2 separate regions of the Homo sapiens genome follow, and region 2 is linked to region 1. Evidence: chromatin loops called from intact Hi-C (ENCODE). Cell type or tissue: CD4-positive, alpha-beta T cell. All regions are shown on one strand. Links, peaks and the distances in the headings refer to the core of each region. The heading gives the core; the rest is flanking DNA.

Region 1 (9,352 bases), core at 996-8,995:
TTCAGCAAAATAAATAACTTATGGTAATCCGGAATTCTATTTCATAACAGCAAGTATTTTAAGCCTCTAATATATTTAATAGGCTTTCCAAAATCAAACTTCAGTTTCAAAATTGTCTTTTCTGACACCTGGCTTTTCAGATACTTCAGAGGGCCCCTGGAGTGTTCAGAAAAGAAAGGTAAACAGGATTATGTGACACGTTTAGGTACATGGGATTGCCAAAATGGTATTCAGTCTTCTTTAGGTCATATTTTGGTGAATAATACTAATATGTGTTCCAAAATTGTATGGAATTTCTAAAATTCTAATGTCTAAAGAATATCCTATCAATCATAATTAAAGTTGTTAAGTTATTGTAAACTACAGAGATAACAAAACTTTGTCAATTGTGTTTCTAACTGTAACTACCCTGGACATATTGTTATTCACAGACAATTGTTGTTTTAATCTTTTTCAAAAGATGGTTTATAATAAGCTAGAGAACTTTTACAAGTGCTCTCAGATACAGGTTTCTCATACCTTTGGGGATTGTGACATTGGAATAAAGGAAAAATGTACAGAACTCATGAAGAGCTAAAATGTTCATAAATATCAAGCAAAATAAGGGTTAACTGGGTGAACTCAAAAAAATGAAGCAATCTTTCTCAATTTTGCTTGGATATTGCTGATCCTTGTTTTGTTTTTTAGAGTCAAGAAAACATATTTTGAACTATTTATAGCCTTTAATCATTGAGTAGAGTATACTCCTGTGAACAAAATTTGGAGTATATTTGCTTCTCTCTGCCTGGTTCCTGTAGAATTTGGAAATTATCTGTGAGTATTCTTAACTTACAGCAATATACTTGTTTGCATCAGTGCAGTAAAAATCCATTTTCTTTTGCAACAGGATGCAATTGGAGTAACTGGTTGTTTTACCAAGGCTTTGACTGGAAGGGTATGCTTCTCTTTAAGGAGTCAAGCTCAACTTGCAGAGCCAATAAAAGTCCCTTGGGGAAGGCCGGGCGTGGTGGCTCACACCTGTAATCCCAGCACTCTGGGAGGCCAAGGCGGGCGGATCACCTGAGGTTGGGAGTTTGAGACCAGCCTGACAAACATGGAGAAACCCCATCTCCACTAAAAATACAAAATTGGCCATGTATGGTGACACATGCCTGTAGTCCCAGCTACTCGGGAGACTGAGGCAAGAGAATTGCTTGAAGCCGGGAGGCAGCGGTTGCGGTGAGCCAAGATTGTGCCATTGCACTCCAGCCTGGACAACAAGAGTGAGACTCTCTCAAAAAAAAAAAAAAAAAAAAAAAAAAAAAAAAGTCCCTTGAGGAAACTGGTCTCAGAGCCTTGTCTATGCAGTTCCTGTACAGGGTTCATGACCTGTGATCAGTAAAGAATGTCACTTTCTAACAGGCCCAGGAGCTCCAAGTTTATCTTGGAACCTTAAGACAAGAGGATTACCCAACTCACAGGTATTTGAGGATACAAATACATGTCTGGGCGTGGCTTTAAAAGATCTTATTTGAGATTACTTGTGGAACAGCATTCCATCAAAGCCAATCAAAAGGCCTATGTAGAAATAATTATTTTTGCTGCACTTTATGCAAATAATCAGGCCAAGTATAAGACTAAATTCAATTTTGCAAACAACTGAGTCCTATCATGATTTGTGTTTTTAACAAAAATGAGGACTGGAGAGAGAGAAATTATGTTTCAAAATTTATCATACATTTGTCTTAAAATTCTAAACTCATTAGTTGTTTTTCAGTTTTTGCCTACATTTTCAGACTAACCCTGCTTGTTCCTGTGAACCAACCAGTGATCTCTGTGTGCAGCTCAGAAAGAACAAACAGGATGGGTAATGTAGAAATCTGGATCAATATTCTAGTTCTGAGCAATTATCCTGCAAATCCTACCAGGTGATGGGAATAAATAGGTTGCCCATCACTCAGAGGGTTTTTCTGGGGGGGAGGTGGGGGAAAGTAAGACCAAGGGAGCTAACCAAAGCCAAGCAACATGCACCCAAATCCTAGGAAGCATAACTATAGCCACCAGTTATCTAGGCATGTCACTGGACATCCTTTTCTCTCCCTTGTTGGAAGAGGACTCAATTCCACAGCTTCACTTTAGCATTTGGTTTATGATAAGGAGTCCATGCAACCCACTCCAAGATGCATTTTTGTCCCAAACTTAATTCCAAGTTTTGAGTCAAAGGCCTAGGAAAGAAAACTGGATCTGAGGGATCCAGAGGCAGATGATAACGGAAGTCAAAAGACATAGTGCAGGTGAGTGTGGCTGATTCCTGCCAATTAAGCCAAGCTTCCAGTTTCATGGATAAAGGCTACGCTAGTATCCATGGCATAAATGAGGTCTAGGGAATCCAAAGGCTACTGACAGAAGGGGAGATAGGGCATACATGGGTGAGAATGGATACTCCCACCTCTTAGGCCCTCACTGTTAACATGGGCGAAAGCCACTTTAACACCCATGGCCACTGGTCACAGTCACCAAGACTCAGGGATAAAAGGATGGAGGAAAGAAAGAGGAACACCTCACTTTTCCTCCCTCATGTATCCTGTGTATTTGCTAGGAAGAGAAAGGAATCAGAGGCACTGGCTCCCCTCTTTCTAGATGAGTAGCCATTCATCTTCAGTCTGTACCCCTTTCAAATGCATCTTGAATCCCTGGGACTCCTTGAAAAAACACCTTCCTTTTTCCTCCTCTGTCATCTCTTTAATGATAAGTAATTGTGTCTCCGTACTATGGAACACTCCCCTCAGATGCATCCTCCAAACTGGGAAGAGTTAATTTCCCAAACCTTAGACTGGTTGGCTTCAGACTGGGCTCAGGAGAAGGAGGCCCAGAACTATGACATGCCTGCACAAAAGTAAGTTTCCTTACCAGTCCAGCTTTTGTCCCCCACCCCCTCCATCTCCCTGTGTGAACTGGTAAAAGGCCTCAGGATTTTTGAGCTGTCTTCACCCACCCCCTTGTTTGGTTTTGATACATGTTTTCTATTAACCTGGTTTGTTTCTTCTCTCCTTCAGGCAATCAAACTCCAAATAGTCATGCAACTGGAGCCTTGGACAATGGCGCCTTCTGCTAGGGACACTTAGAGAGGCCTTTGAGGGAGATCTGACTGCCATTTCCCCAAAACAGCGCCCCTGTCGGCAGGAGGCAGTTAGGATTGGTCTTCTTTATCCTTATCCTTATTCTAACGGCAGTTAGATGTACTTCAGAGTGGGGAATGAGACAGCCACCTCAAAAGGGGTCTCCTGAGAACCTCTGACCGTCCTGTGCACTGGGAGGATGGGGTGGAGCCGTGGGACGTTAGCACTGTTTACAAGGGGGAGTAGCCTAGCCTCTCCTGTTCCTGGGTGATAACCAAGGATTCAATCTGCAAGGTGGGAAACTTCGTAGCAGGACTGTCACTTTGCTGAGAGTCCCTTTTTCCCACTTTTTTTTCTTTTTCACCCAATAAACTCTGCCCTACTCACCCTACAATGAGTCCTCATGCCTAAATTATCTTAGTCATGTGACAAGAACCTGGATTTTCCTACAACATAGAGATCTTTCACTTCCTTGGTTAAATTTATTCCTAGGTTTTTTTGTGTGTGTAGCTATTGCAAATGGGATTGCCTTCTTGATTTTGTTTTCAGCTAGTTCATTGTGTGTGTATAGAAATATTACAGATTTTTTCTGTCTTAACTTTGTGTCTTGAAAATTTACTAAGTTCTTGTATCCTTTCTGAGAGTTTTTTGGTGGACTTTCCAGTTTTCTATATATAAGATTATGTCATCGGAAAACAGGAACAATTTGACTTCCTCCTTTCTAATTTAGATTTTCTGTATTTTTCCCTCTTGTCTAATTGCTTGGGCTGGGCTTCTAGTACTATGCTGAATAAGAGTGATGAGAGTAGCCATCCATGTTTTGTTCCAGATCTTTGGGAAAAAGCTTTCAGCTGTCATAACCAAAATAGATCTGAGGAATGAGCATTCCTTACCTTGGGAACAGCAGGAGCAAAGGGCCTAAGGAAGGGGAACCTGGCATGTGCTAGGAATGGAAAGAAGTTCTTGTGGATCTAATATGATCAACATGGCAGTGGAGGCAGAAGTGGAGAAGGATGAGTGGTGAAGGTTGAGGCTGAGGACATGTAAAGATGCTAGATTGTATTGGACCTTGTTAAACAGCGAGAAGGATTTGGGTATCATTTTTTTCTCTAACTGCAAAAAGGAGCTATTGAAGGACTTCAAGCAGAGAAAAGATACTTTTGCATTTTTATATTTTAGAAGATACCTCTGACTGCTAGGTGGAACAGGTTTGCAGAAGGGTAACTGTGGAAGCGACAACTAGATCTGTTAATCTACACATCTGTACCTGTGTAAATACAGAAGTGAAGTGAGCCAAGAATAAAATCTTAATTTTGCATTTAGAGGAAAACACAGGAAAAGTCAGCAAATGAGAAACTGTGGCCCTTGAAGTGGGAAGAACAGTAGAATAATGTGTTTTAGGAAGATATAAGGGAAAGACATTGGACAGGGGCTACTTTGTTTATAGGATTACTTTTCAGTGGTTTCAATTGTAGAGGAAAAATACCCATATTCCTCAATTGCACTTATTATTTTCTAATAATGAGTCATAAAGAATGCTAGTAGTATGCAAGTAGCTAATACAATAACCTTATTGTATTTGAATCTCTGTAGGCTATTCTCAAAGAAAAATTGCATTGGACAAAGTTAAATAGGCAAGGAAGACTTTATTCAAAATTGTTGCAATAGGTGTCAAGCCTGTTCCAATAAGAAAGAGAGACTGTATTCAAATCTGTTGAACAAAAAGCAGGAGAGATTGTAAAGGCTGGAGTATGCTAGTGAAAAAGTTCTGGAGAATATTAGTGGGGAAGGTGGGTCAACATGATTAGGCCATCTGTATTTGCTAACTGGCACATATGGAAGTTAGAGTACTACCCTCCCACAGAGATGGGAAGATAAGGGAACTATTTTTCTTGATGATTATTTTTCAAAGAAATGGCTCCCAGGTCTTTGAGAAAGATATTCCTGGGTTGCAAAACCGATAAAAGGCTAGAGAAAAATTTAAATCTCAAATAAGAAGACAGAAAGAATTTATAGTGGGAAGTTTTCTAAAGTAAACAATCTAAGAAAAGAGAAGTAAAGGAGTGATACGTCAGGGAGAAATCTGTCTAAAGTTTAGTCAAGTTGAGGGGAACATCAAGGCAGTCCCGTTCATCCTATACATGTATAAAATCTTGTTCAGAGGTACCTTGACATTAACTCACCCTCAAAATTCTTGCAAAACTCATAACAGAATATTTTATTTACGTTTGCAAAGTCTAAGCAATATGGATAACATTTTGTGTTGAAAGCAGCTAAAAGGCTTTTAGCAAAGCAACACAATAAACACTGGTTTAATCTGCTTGAATTTAGCCAGACCACTCAACTAAGAGCAGAGCTACCTTTTTAAGAATTAAGCCCAGCCTTAGGCAAAACTGTGAAGTAGACACGATTTTGCTTTAGTTCTTCACCTCCATGTGTCCTGGTATAACAGCCCCCAATGATACTGTAGATTTTGAAAGAAGCCTGAATTTGGGAGTTGAGAAACAGTTCAGTCTTCCTGTTTACTCATCTACAAAGTAAAGAAAAGAATATCTACTTAGCAAATACAAGTATTGGTACCTCCAATGAAATAATGTGGATTTAAACATTTCATCAATTAGTTTCTGACTTCAGTACACAGGTGTAAGGACAGAAAAAGAAAGGCATTGCAGCGCCCTCTTCTGGGAACTGTTGGTAAACTAACTCAGATAGTTGAAATGGATTTTCTAGGTGAATACAAAAGTTTCACTCTAGGAATAACTGCTCCACTTTTTAAAATATACAGATACATTGAAGTGTGCAAACAAACATCAAATTCAAACTCTTGAAGAGAAACACCAATGTTCATCCTTTTCCTCAACCCCTATCCACACATCCATGCAGGCAGCCCAGGGGACCTCAGATTGAAAATCGGAAAATAACTTATCAAGAAGCCATGTCACTTATAGCATTAGCTCTAAAACTTTAATTCATCTATGTATTACCTGGAGATCTTTTAAAACTGCAGATTCATATTCACTGGGTCCAGGATTCTACATTTCTAACAATCTCCCAGGTGAGACCTACACTGATGGTGGCATGACTGAAATCACCTTTGAAAAATTATAACAGTGAGAATGTAACCACCCAACAGGTTCACCTTGCCCAAGGCCTAGACAGAGCCAATATATCAAGACAGGGAAATTGCAATAGAGAAAGAGTAACTCATGCAGAGGCAGCTGTGTGGGAGTCCAGAGTTTTATTCAAAACTCAAATCAGTCTCTTAGAGCATTCAGGGAGCAGTTTTTAAGAACAACTTGGTAGGTGGGGGGAATCCAGTGATACAGGACATAGAAATAAATTATTTAGGCAGATAGTAAGGACAACAGAGTCATAGGCAGAATTTTCCATTTTAACAAAAAGCAGCCCAAAAAATCATTTCTTTTCTAACAAAGAGCAGCCTGAGAAATCGAGCTGCAGACATACATGAGCAAGCTGGAAGCTTGCACAGATGAATGCCAGCAGCTGTGCCAATAGAAAAGGGCTACCTGAGGGCCAGGCATGTTCAACATGGAGGGTCCATCTTCTTTTCTTGTCATCACATGTACAGTAAAGGAACAGGCAACAAGGCACAGGCCAGGTAGAGAACCCATCTGCATAATAAAAGATTAGGGAGGACAGTTGGCATGAGGTTCTAAGATGGCCAAATAAGAACAGCTCCAGTCCACAGCTTCCAGTGTGAGCAATGCAGAAGATGGGCGATTTCTGCATTTCCAACTTAGGTAATGGGTTCATCTCACTGGGGCTTGTCGGACAGTGGGTACAGCCCACAGAGCAGGGCGGGGCATCACCTCACCCAGGAAGCGCAAGGGGTCAGGGAATTCCCTTTCCTAGCCAAGGGAAGCCGTGACAGATGGTACCTGGAAAATCGGGGCACTCCCACCTTAATACTGCACTTTTCCAATGGTCTAAGCAAATGGCACACCAGGAGATTATATCCCGCGCCTGGCTCGGAGGGTCCCATGCCCAAGGAGCCTCGCTCGCTGAGAGCACAGCAGTCTGAGATCGAACTGCAAGGCGGCAGTGAGGCTGGGGAAGGGGCGTACGCAATTGCTGAGGCTTGAGTAGATAAACAAAGCAGCCGGGAAGCTTGCACTGGGTGGAGCCCACCGCAGCTCAAGGAGGCCTGCCTGCCTCTGTCGACTCCACCTCTAAGGGCAGGGCATAGCTGAACAAAAGGCAGCAGAAACTTCTGCAGACTTCAAAGCTGTCTGACAGATTTGAAGACAGTAGTGGTTCTCCCAGCACAGAGTTTGAGATCTGAGAATGGACAGACTGCCTCCTCTAGTGGGTCTCTGATCCCCAAGTAGCCTAACTGGGAGACACCTCCAAGTAGGGGCCGACTGACACCTCATACAGCCAGGTGTCCCTCTGAGACGCAGCTTCCAGAGGAAGGATCAGGCAGCAACATTTGCTGTTCTGCAATATTTGCTGTTCAGCAGCCCCTGCTGGTGATACCCAGGCAAACAGGGTCTGGAGTGGACCTCCAGCAAACTCCAACAGACCTGCAGCTGAGGGTCATGACTGTTAGAAGGAAAACTAACAAACAGAAAGGACATCCACACCAAAACCCCATCTGTGTGTCCCCATCATCAAAGACCAAAGGTAGATAAAATCACAAAGATGGGGAGAAACAAGAGCAGAAAAGCCGAAAATTCTAAAAATCAGAGTGCCTCTTCTCCTCCAAAGGGATGCAGCTCCTCTCCAGCAATAGAACAAAGCTGGATGGAGAATTACTTTGACAAGTTGAGAGAAGAAGGCTTCAGACGATTGGTAATAACAAACTTCTCTAAGCTAAAGGAGGATGTTCGAACCCATTGCAGAGAAGCTAAAAACCTTGAAAAAAGATTAGATGAATGGCTAACTAGAATAAACAGTGTAAAGAAGACCTTAAATGACCCAATGGAGCTGAAAACCATACCACGAGAACTACATGATGCATGCACCAGCTTCAGTAGCCGATTTGATCAAGTGGAAGAAAGGGTGTCAGGGATTGAAGAGCAAATGAATGAAATGAAACAAAAAGAGAAGTTTAGAGAAAAAAGAGTAAAAAAAAATGAACAAAGCCTCCAAGAAATATGGGACTATGTGAAAAGACCAAATCTACGTCCGATTGGTATACCTGAAAGTGACGAGGAGAATGGAACCAAGTTGGAAAACACTCTTCAGGATATTATCCAGGAGAACTTCCCCAACATAGCAAGGCAGGCCAACATTCAAATTCAGGAAATACAGAGAATACCACTAAGATGCTCCTCGAGAAGAGCAACTCCAAGACACATAATTGTCAGATTCACCAAAGTTGAAATGGAGGAAAAAATGTAAGGGCAGCCAGAGAGAAAGGTCGGGTTACCCACAAAGGGAAGCCCATCAGGCTAACAGCGGATCTCTCAGCAGAAACTCTACAAGCCAGAAGACAGTGGGGGCCAATATTCAACGCTCTTAAAGAAAAGAATTTCATATCAACCCAGAATTTCAATTCCAGCGAAACTAAGCTTCATAAGTGAAGGAGAAATAAAATCCTTTACAGACAAACAAATGCTGAAAGATTTTGTCACCACCAGGCCTGTCTTACAAGAAGAGCTCCTAAAAGAAGCACTAACCATGGAAAGAAACAACCGGTACAAGCCACTGCAAAAACATGCCAAATTGTAAAGAACATCGATGCTAGGAAGAAACTGCATCAACTAACGAGCAAAATAACCAGCTAACATCATAATGACAGGATCAATTTCACACGTAACAATATTAACCTTAAACGTAAATGGGCTAAGTGCTCCAATTAAAAGACACAGACTGGCAAATTGGATAAAGAGTCAAGACCCACCAGTGTGCTGTATTCAGGTGATCCATCTCAAGTGCAGAGACACACATAGGCTCAAAATAAAGGGATGGAGGAAGATCTACCAAGGAAATGGAAAACAATTAAAAAAAGCAGGGGTTGCAATCCTAGTCTCTGATAAAGCATACTTCAAACCAACAAAGGTCAGAAGAGACAAAGAAGGCCATTACATAAAGGTAAAGCGATCAATTCAACAAGAAGAGCTAACTATCATAAATATATATGCACCCAATACAGGAGCACCCAGATTCATAAAGCAAGTCCTTAGAGACTTAAAAACAGACCTAGACTCCCACGCAATAATAATGGGAGACTTTAACACCCCACTGTCAACATTAGACAGATCAATGAGACAGAAAGTTAACAAGGATAT
Region 2 (9,352 bases), core at 410-8,409, 53 kb before region 1:
GAATCATTTGAACCTGGGAGACAAAAGTTGTAGTGAGCCAAGATCACGCCACTGCACTCCAGCCTGGGCAATAGAGTGAGATTCTGTCTCAAAAAGAAACGAACGAACGAACGAACGAAAGAAAGAGAAAGAAAGAAAGAAAGAAAGAGAAAGAAAAGACACCAAACTAATGTAAGTGTACCAAATTATCCTCACAACAGCAGCAGCATAGGCTGGTTTCCTTTGCTGTGTTTCCTTGTCAATGTGTACTGTCCTTTTTATGATTACAAGTTCTGAATTTTAACGCAATTAAATATATAAACAATTTTCTTTATTATTAGTAAATTTAGGGACTTATTAGGTAAATCTTTTACTCTTTCAAATCATAAAGATGACTTCTATTTTTGTTTTACTTTTTTTAGTTCCTTACAGTGTACAGTTAGGCTATGGATTTGAGATCTTTCTTCTTTTTTAGTTAACTGCTCACAGCTATAAATTTCCCTCTTAGAACTATGTTCAGTGTATACCATAAACGTGCTATTTGTATTTTTACTTCATTTGTCTCAAGGTATTTTCTAATGTCCCTTGTGATTTCTTCTTTGACCAATGGCTGTTGAAGAGCGGGTTTTTAAATTTCTACATATGCGTGACTTTTCTGGTTTTTCTAGTTATTGATTTCTAGCTTCATTCCATTGTAATTGCAAAAGATACTTTTTATGACTTCAAATTTTCACACTTACTAACACTTGTTTTGTGGCCTAACATATGGTTTAAGAATGTTCCATGTGCATTTGAGAAGAATTAATATTCTGCTCTTGTTGGGTAGATTCTTCTGTATATGCCTGTTAGGGATAATTGGTTTATAGTGTTGTTCAAATTTTCTATTTCCTTATTGATCTTATGTCTAGTTGTTTAATCTCATGTTGAAAGTGGAATATTTCATTCTCTAACTTTTCATAGAACTGTTCTTTTCTCCCTTAAATTATAGCAATTATTGCTTCATATATTTTGAGGCTGTATTATTAAGTACATATATTTTATAACATAATTATTTGGCTATGTCAAAATTTTTGTCAATGCATAATGCCCTTCTTTTTCTCTTGTAAATTTTACTTTAGTTTATTTTGTTTGACAAAAATATAGCCACTCGGCACTATCTTGGTTACTACTGTTTGTATGGAATATCTTTTTCAGTCCTTTTACTTTCAACTTCTTTGTGTCCTTATATCTAAGGCAAGTCTCTTATAGACAGCATGTAGATGAGTCTTGTTTTTCTTTTTAATTTATTTTAGTTTTTAGCCAACTTGTCAGTCTCAGCCCTTTAATAGGATGGCTTCATCCTTTTCTATTTAATGTGATTACTAAAACAAGATTTACTTTTGCCATTTAATCATTTGTTTTCTCTATATCTTATATGTCTTTGTTTCTCAAGTTGTCTGTTACTGACTTTTTTTGTATTTAATTGGTTTTTTATAGTGTATTGTTTTTCTTTTTTCCTTTTCTGCATAATTTTGGTAATTTTATTAGTGGTTACCTTGAGAATTATAATTAGCATCTTAAACTTGTAACAATATAATTTCATAATATCAACATAGCTTCAATAACTATGCAAACATTTTGATCCTATATGTCTTCATCCCTGCTTCATAAGACTGTCACAGATTGCATCTTTATACATTATATGACCACTATCATATTTATAATTTTTATTCATTTGCCTATGAAGTTATAGATAAATATAAATATAGAAAGCTATAAATAGGAGAAGTTATAAACTATATGACACATGTAGTAATTCTGGGTTTTATATTTACCTCTATTGTTACTTTTATGAATATTCTTTATTTTGGAGGCTCTGAATTGCTGTCTAGTGTACTTTCAGTTCAGCCTAAAAGGTTTCCTTTAGCATTTTCTGTAGCACATGTCTACTGGTAATAAAATCCCTTAATTATTGGTTATCTGAAAATGTGTTACTTTTTCCTTCATTCTTGAAGGACAACTTTGCTATACATAGAATTCATGGTTGGCAGTTTTATTTTTTCTTTCAGACATTTAAATATGCCATTCCACTACCTTCTGATCTCCATGGTTTCTCAGAGAAAATCAGCTATTAATTTTATTCAGGGTCTTATGTAAATGATGAGTTGCTTCATTCTGGCTGCTTTCAAAATTCTCTCTGTGGATTTTGTCAACTTGACTATATTTTGTCTCAATGTAGATCTCTTTAAGTTTACCCTTTTGGAGTTCATTGAGCCTCTTGGATGTATATATTTATGTATTTCCTCAGATTTTGGAAAGTTTTGTTCATTATTTCTTTAAGTGTATTTCTCTGCTTCTCTTTCTCTTCTCTTTCCTGGATTTCTACAGTACATATGTTAGTATGTTTGCTGATGTCCTACAGGTTCCTTAGAATTTATTTATCTTCATTCTTTTTCTTTGTTTTTCTTAGTCTGGATTGTTTCAATTATCTTATTTTCAAGTTTTCTGATCTCTTACTTCTCAAATCTGCTGTTGAACTTCTTCATTGAGTTTTTAAAATTATTTTTAAATTTCAGTCATTGTACTTTTCAGCTCTGGAATTTTTGCTTGGTTCTTTTTTACAATTTCTACCTTTATATTGATATTCTAATTTTGTTCATTTATTATGTTTTCGGTTTCCTTTAGCTTTTTGTCTAGTTTCCTTTAACTCATTGGTTATACTTAAGACAGCTGATTTAACATTTTTGACTCATATTTTTAATATCTGAGCCTCTTCAGGGATAGTTTCTGTCAGATTACTTTTTCTTCCTGTGAATGAACCATACTTTTCTTTGCATGTTTTGTAATTTTTTTTTGAGAACTGGACATTATGAATACTATGTTGTGGTAACTCTGGTAACTTAATTATTTTGCTCTTCAGGGATTGTCAAATCTTGGTTGTTGTGGCTCAGAGTCATTTGGTCATGATTTTTTCCCAACTATTTTTATTCTCTGTTGTGCATGGTCATTGAAATCTCTGTTCTGTTATCTCTGCTGTCAGCCAGTTATCTAATAAAAATTGTCTTAAATGACTGCTTCCTAAAGGGAGGAAAAACACATACTATTTATTTAAATCCTTGGGAAGCCACTTCAGCTGATGAGGACTGATGCAATGATAGCCCACTTCTGTGTCTGCCCCTCAGCATTCAAAGGCAGAAATCAGCAATAACCCTGACATTTGGACAAAAAGGTGCTTATTGTTCACCCTGGCTGCAGGAATTCATTACAAGAACATGGGCAGCAGTTCCCATGGATCCCTGCAATAATGGGGTATGGAAAATAGTTATTATTGAGTGGAAAGGCTGAAATTCACCAACATTAACCAAAATTTATCATCCTCTTTATCAAACTCTTCCCTTGATGCTTCCAGTGTTTAACTAGACTCGAGAATTCCAAAATAGTTACTTCAGACAGTTTTTGACAGTTCAATAGTTTTCTCAGTGGAGGAACAGATTTCTGTAGCTTTTTAGTCTACCAACCTCTATGACATCATTCTTGCTTGACTTATTGTTTTTATTTTATTATTTTTTTGAGATAGAGTCTCACTCTGTTAGGCTGGAGTACAGTAGCATGATTTCAGCTAACTGTAGGCCTCCACCTCCCAGGTTCAAGCAATTCTGCTGCCTCAGCCTCCTGAGTAGCTGGAACTACAGGCGTATGCCACCATGCCCAGCTAATTTTTGTATTTTTTAGTTGAGATGGGGTTTCACCATGTTGGCCAGGCTGATCTCAAACTCCTGACCTCAAGTGATACACCCGCCTTGGCCTCCCAAAGTGCTGGGATTACAGGCATGTGCCACTGCTCTTGGCCTTGTTTGATTTATTTTGAAACAATGTTGCTAACTTCATACAAACTTAAAACTGGGTTTCTACCAATACTTTTCTAATCCTTATTTGCACAATTCTGGCTCACAAGTCAAAGAAGGCTCTGGCTTGCTTGCCCTCTGGGCCTGTTCCTGCCACGAATATTAAGGTAATTTTAGATGGTTCACTGTAAAATATAATACATGCTAGGTTACTCTTTCGTTATGCAAAAAAAAAAAAAAAAAAAAAAAATCAATGTAAAAGCAGATGTCTAAACCTACCTCTTAGATAATTTCACAGGAAAACATATCCTTGTAGGGCTGAATCTTTGATTCTGGCCAGAACTATTTTCTTACCAGTTCCTGGAAGCTTTCAACCTGAGCAAGATCAGCATCTTGTGAGTCACAAAACCTCTGACTTGATGTCCAGTTCTTGGTGTCATCAGAAAAATAGAAACACTTTCTTTGAAAACCAATCCAGCTTTCTGGGCATGCAGCTTGAAGACATACTGATGGCTCTTGATGGCAGTTAGCTCTTATTGCTGAAAATAAAATAAAAATAAATAAAATAAAAATTTCTTACTTTTATATTGTATTGTATAAATTACCAAGTGCTAATATACTTTCTGACACTCCTGTTAAGTATTAAATGTATTATTTTCATTTTTCAAGTGAGAAATATGATGCTAAATATAATTGCATACATTACACAGCAAATGGCAAAACTGAGATTCAAACTCATGCCTTCAGCAGGGGGTGAGCTGAAAAAGGAGTTATTAGTAACTTAAGCTTGCTCTGGGCCATGTATCTATTTGGCTCTCAACAGTGTTACCCTTTCTTAAAATATTAGATACATTAATGATAGCATTTGATCAGCTTTGGAGAACAGATAGTTCTCCAAGTGCTCTAGATTAGGGGTCCCCAACCCCTAGGCCATGGATCAGTACTGGTCCATGGATGAGTCAGGAAGCAGGCTGCACAGCAGGAGGTAAGCAGCGAATGAGTAAGTGAAGCTTCATCTGTATTTACAGCCACTCCCCATCACTCACATTACCTCATGAGCTCCACCTCCTGTCAGATCAGCAGTGGCATTAGATTCTCATAGGAGGGCAAACCCTATTGGGAACTTCTCATGTGAGGAATCTAGGTTGTGGGCTCCTTGTGAGAATCTAATACCTGATGAACTGTCACTGTCTCCCATCACTCACAGATGGTACCATCTACTTTCAGAAAAACTAGCTCAGGGTTCCCACTGATTCTACATTATGGTGAGTTGTATAATTATTTTATTATATATTATTACACAATGTAATAATAATGGAAATAAAGGGCACAATAAAAGTAATGCACTTAAATTATCCCCAAACCATTCCTTGACCCCAGTCCATGAAAACGTTGTCTTTCACAAAACTGGTCCCTCATGCCAACAAGGTTGGCGATTGCTGCTCCAGATGACTTGGTAAAATGAAGGGCAGGATAGAGATGCCTTATGTGAATAAGGTTTCTTGATGTGAAAAAGCCTTGTATATGTCTAAATACTATCATAAATATGAAATAAGTTGTTGTACAGTGAACTTCCTTCCACTAAGGAGATTTAGTGAGGTTTTCTACACTTTGAAGGCAGCAATACTTCACTGGACAGGCTTTTCTGACCCACTTCTTATATAATCAGGAGAAATGCTCTCTTCATGTGGGATCGAGATGAATGAATGTCTCTCCAGATAGTTGTCACTGAGCCCCTAGTAGCTACCAGTTCATCTTCTATTATATAACCACCTTCTACCTTCAACTCAATGGTTCTGAAAGTGTCTATGATAGACCAGAATGCTGGGTATTCATAGAATCATTACTATCAATTGGCACCATTATCCTTGGATTTGGCTCTTGTGAGATGAGAAATCACTCTTAGTTATGAATAATAACTGGTGTAATCTGAATAACAAATCATAACATGAGGCAAACGTGTATTGTATCTGGTTTGGTATCACAAACAAGGTGATACCAAATTATAACTATTAAAATGTAATTTCTTGAACCAGACCATAATGCAGGATGACTTTCCCCAAATCTGTGCATATTTGTTGTGCTATCACTGCTCCTGTATCAACCAATTTAAAGAAAACGACCAGACCAGAGAGGGCAAGATGGCTGATTAGAAACAGCTCTGGTCTGCAGTTCCCAGTGAGACCAATGCAGAAGGCAGGTGATTTCTGCATTTCCAACTGAGGTACCAGGATCATCTCACTGGGACTGGTTACACAAGTGGGTGCAGCCCACAGAGGGCAAGCAGAAGCAGGGTGGGGCGCTGCTTCACCCAGGAAGCACAAGGGGTGGGAGAACTCCCTCCCCTAGCCAAGGGAAGTTGTGAGGGACTGTGCTGTGAGGTGCTATCTGGCCCAGATACTACGCTTTTCCCACGGTTTTTGCAACCCACAGACCAGGAGATTCTCTGGAGTGCCAACACTACCAGAACCCTGGGTTTCAAGCACAAAACTGGGTGGCGATTTGGGCAGTCACCAAGATAACTGCAGGAGTTTTTTTCATACCCCAGTGGAGCCTGGAACCCACTGAGACAGAATCATTCACTCTGCTGGAAAGGGGGCTGAAGCCAGGGAGCCAAGTGGTCTTGCTCAGTGGGTCCAATCCCCACAGAGCCCAGCAAGCTAAGACCCACTGGCTGGAAATTCTTGCTGCCAGCACAGCAGTCTGAAGTGGACCCCAGATGCTCAAGCTTGGTGAGGGGAGGTGCATCCGCCATTACTGAGGCTTGAGTAGGTGATTTTCCCCTCACAGTGTAAACAAAGCCCTGGGGGAAGTTCGGACTGGGCGGAGCCCACCACAGTGCAGCAAAGCCAGTGCAGCAAAGCCACTGCAGCCGGACTGCCTCTCTAGATTCCTCCTCTCTGGGCAGGGCATCTCTGAAAGAAAGGCAGCAGCCCCAGTCAGGGGCTTATAGATAAAACTCTTATCTCCCTGGGACAGAGCACCTGGGGGAAAGGGTGGCTGTGGTCACGGCTTCAGGAGACTTAAACATTCCTGCCAGCCAGCTCTGAAAAGAGCAGTGGATCTCCCAGCACAGTGCTCGAGCTCTTCTGAGGGAAAGACTGCCTTTTCAAGTGGGTCCCTGACCCCCATGCCTCCTGACTGGGAGACAACTCCTAGCAGGGGTTGATAGGCACCTCATACAGGACAGCTCAGCTGGCATCTGGTGCGTGCCCCTCTGGGATGAAGCTTCCAGAGGAAGGAGCAGGCAGCAATCTTTGCTTTTCTTCAGCCTTTGCTGGTGATACCCAGGCAAGGAAGAAATGGATAAATTCCTGGACACATACACCCTCCCAAGACTAAACCAGGAAGAAATCAGATTCCTGAATAGACCAATAACAGGTTCTGAAACTGAGGCAGTAATTAATAGCCTACCCAACCAAAACAAGCCCATGTCCAGACAAATGCACTGCCGAATTCTACCAGAGGTACGAAGAGGAGCTGGTACCATTCCTTCTGAAATTATTCCAAACAATAGAAAAAGAAGGAATTCTCCCTAACTCATTATATGAGACCAGCATCATCCTGATACCAAAACCTAGCAGAGATACAACAAAAAAGAAAATTTCAGGCCAATATTCCTGATGAACATCAATGCAAAAATCCTCAATAAAATACTGGCCAGCCGAATCCAGCAGCACATCAAAAGCTTATCCACCACGATCAAGTCAGTTTCATCCCTGGGATGAAAGTCTGGTTCAATATATGTAAATTAATAAATGTAATCCATTACATAAGCAGAACCAATGACAAAAACCACATGATGATCTCAACAGATGCAGAAAAGGCCTTTGATAAAATTGAACACCCCTTCATGATAAAAACACACAATAGACTAGGTATTGATGGAACATACATTAAAATAATAAAAGCTATTTATGACAAACTCATAGCGAATATCATACTGAGTGGCCAAAAGCTGGAAGCATTCCCTTTGTAAACTGGCACAAGGCAAGGATGCCCTCTCTCACCACTCCTATTCAATATAGTATTGGAAGTTCTAGTCAGGGCAATCAGGTAAAAGAAAGAAAGAAAGAAAGTGTATTCAACAGGAAGAGAGGAAGTCAAATTATCTCTGTTTGCAGATGACAGAATTGTATATTTAGAAAACCCCATTGTCTCATCCCCTTAAAACTTATTAAGCTGATAAGCAACTTCAGCAAATTCTCAGGATACGAAATCAATGTGCAAAAATCACAAGCATTCCTATACACCAATAACAGACAAACAGAGAGCCAAATCATGAGTGAACTCCCATTCACAATTGCTACTAAGAGAATAAAATACCTAAGAATACAACTTACAAGAGATGTGAAGGACCTCTTCAAGGAGAACTACAAATCACTGCTCAAGGAAATAAGAGATGACACAAACAAATGGAAAATCATTCCATGCTCATAGATAGGAAGAATCAATATTATGAAAATAGTCATATAGCTCAAAGTAATTTATAGATTGAATGCTATTCCCATCAAGCTACCATTGACTTTCTTCACAGAATTAAAAAAAAAAAAACTTTAAATTTCATATGGAACCAAAAAAGAGCCTGTATAGCCAAGACAATCCTAAGCAAAAAGAACTAAGCTGGAGGCATCATGCTACCTGACTTCAAATTAAACTATAAGGCTACAGTAACCAAAACAGCATGGTGTTGGTACCAAAACAGATATATTGACCAATGGACAGAACAGAGGCCTCAGAAATAACACCCAACATCTACAACCATCTGATCTTTGACAAACCTGACAAAAACAAGCAATGGGGGAAAGGATTCCCTATTTAATAAATGGTGTTGAGAAAACTGGCTAGCCATATGCAGAAAACTGAAGCTGGACCCCTTCCTTACACCTTACACAAAAATTAGCTCAAGATGGATTAAAGACTTAAACATAAGACCTAAAACCATAAAAACCTGAGAACAAAACCTAGGCAATACCATTCAGGACACAGGCATGGGCAAAGGTTTTATGATTAAAACACCAAAAGCAATTGCAACAAAAGCAAAAATTGACAAGCGGGATCTAATTTAACTAAAGAGCTTCTGCACAAAAAAAAAAAAAAAAAAACAAACACAAAAAACAAACTATCATCAGAGTGAACAGGCAACCTACAGAATGGGAGACAAATTTTGCAATCTATCCGTTTGACAAACAGCTAATATCTAGAATCTACAAGGAACTTAAAAAAATTTACAAGAATAAAACAAAAAACCCTATCAAAAAATGGGCAAAAGATATGAACAGACACTTCACAAAAGAAGACATTTATGTGGCCAACAAATATATGATAAAAAGCTCATCATAACTGATCATTAGAGAAATTCAAATCAAAACAACAATGAGATACCATCTCATGCCAGTTACAATGACAATCATTAAAAAGTCAGGAAACAACAGACGCTGAAGAGGATGTAGAGAAATAGGAACACTTTTACACTGTTGGTGGGAGTGTAAATTAGTTCAACCATTTTGGAAAATACAGTGTGGCAATTCCTCAAGGATCTATAACCA

Evidence for each region. Peaks named below come from ENCODE experiments on the same cell type or tissue, not always from the same donor. Only the 100,000 strongest peaks of a DNase experiment are listed, where the experiment ranks them.
Region 2: a loop joins it to region 1, with 2.6 times the contacts of the local background. A loop is called at or near these places in 15 of 110 quality-filtered maps.

The regions. Positions count from the first base shown.
Region 1 is chr12:9,630,803-9,640,154 of GRCh38, reverse strand. It overlaps the pseudogene LOC374443. Among named protein-coding and RNA genes, the nearest start is that of KLRB1, 28 kb to the right of the region's middle. In CD4-positive, alpha-beta T cell, for the core only: a CTCF peak has its summit at 5,791 (motif pointing left); DNase peaks (open chromatin) are centred at 5,764 and 7,264.
Region 2 is chr12:9,682,892-9,692,243 of GRCh38, reverse strand. It overlaps CLEC2D (C-type lectin domain family 2 member D), which reads right to left. Exons shown (of 5, transcript NM_013269.6): 3 at 4,158-4,342. Among named protein-coding and RNA genes, the nearest start is that of LINC02390, 16 kb to the left of the region's middle. In CD4-positive, alpha-beta T cell, for the core only: no CTCF peak of the experiment used is centred there; a DNase peak (open chromatin) is centred at 4,853; H3K27ac peaks cover 2,491 bases.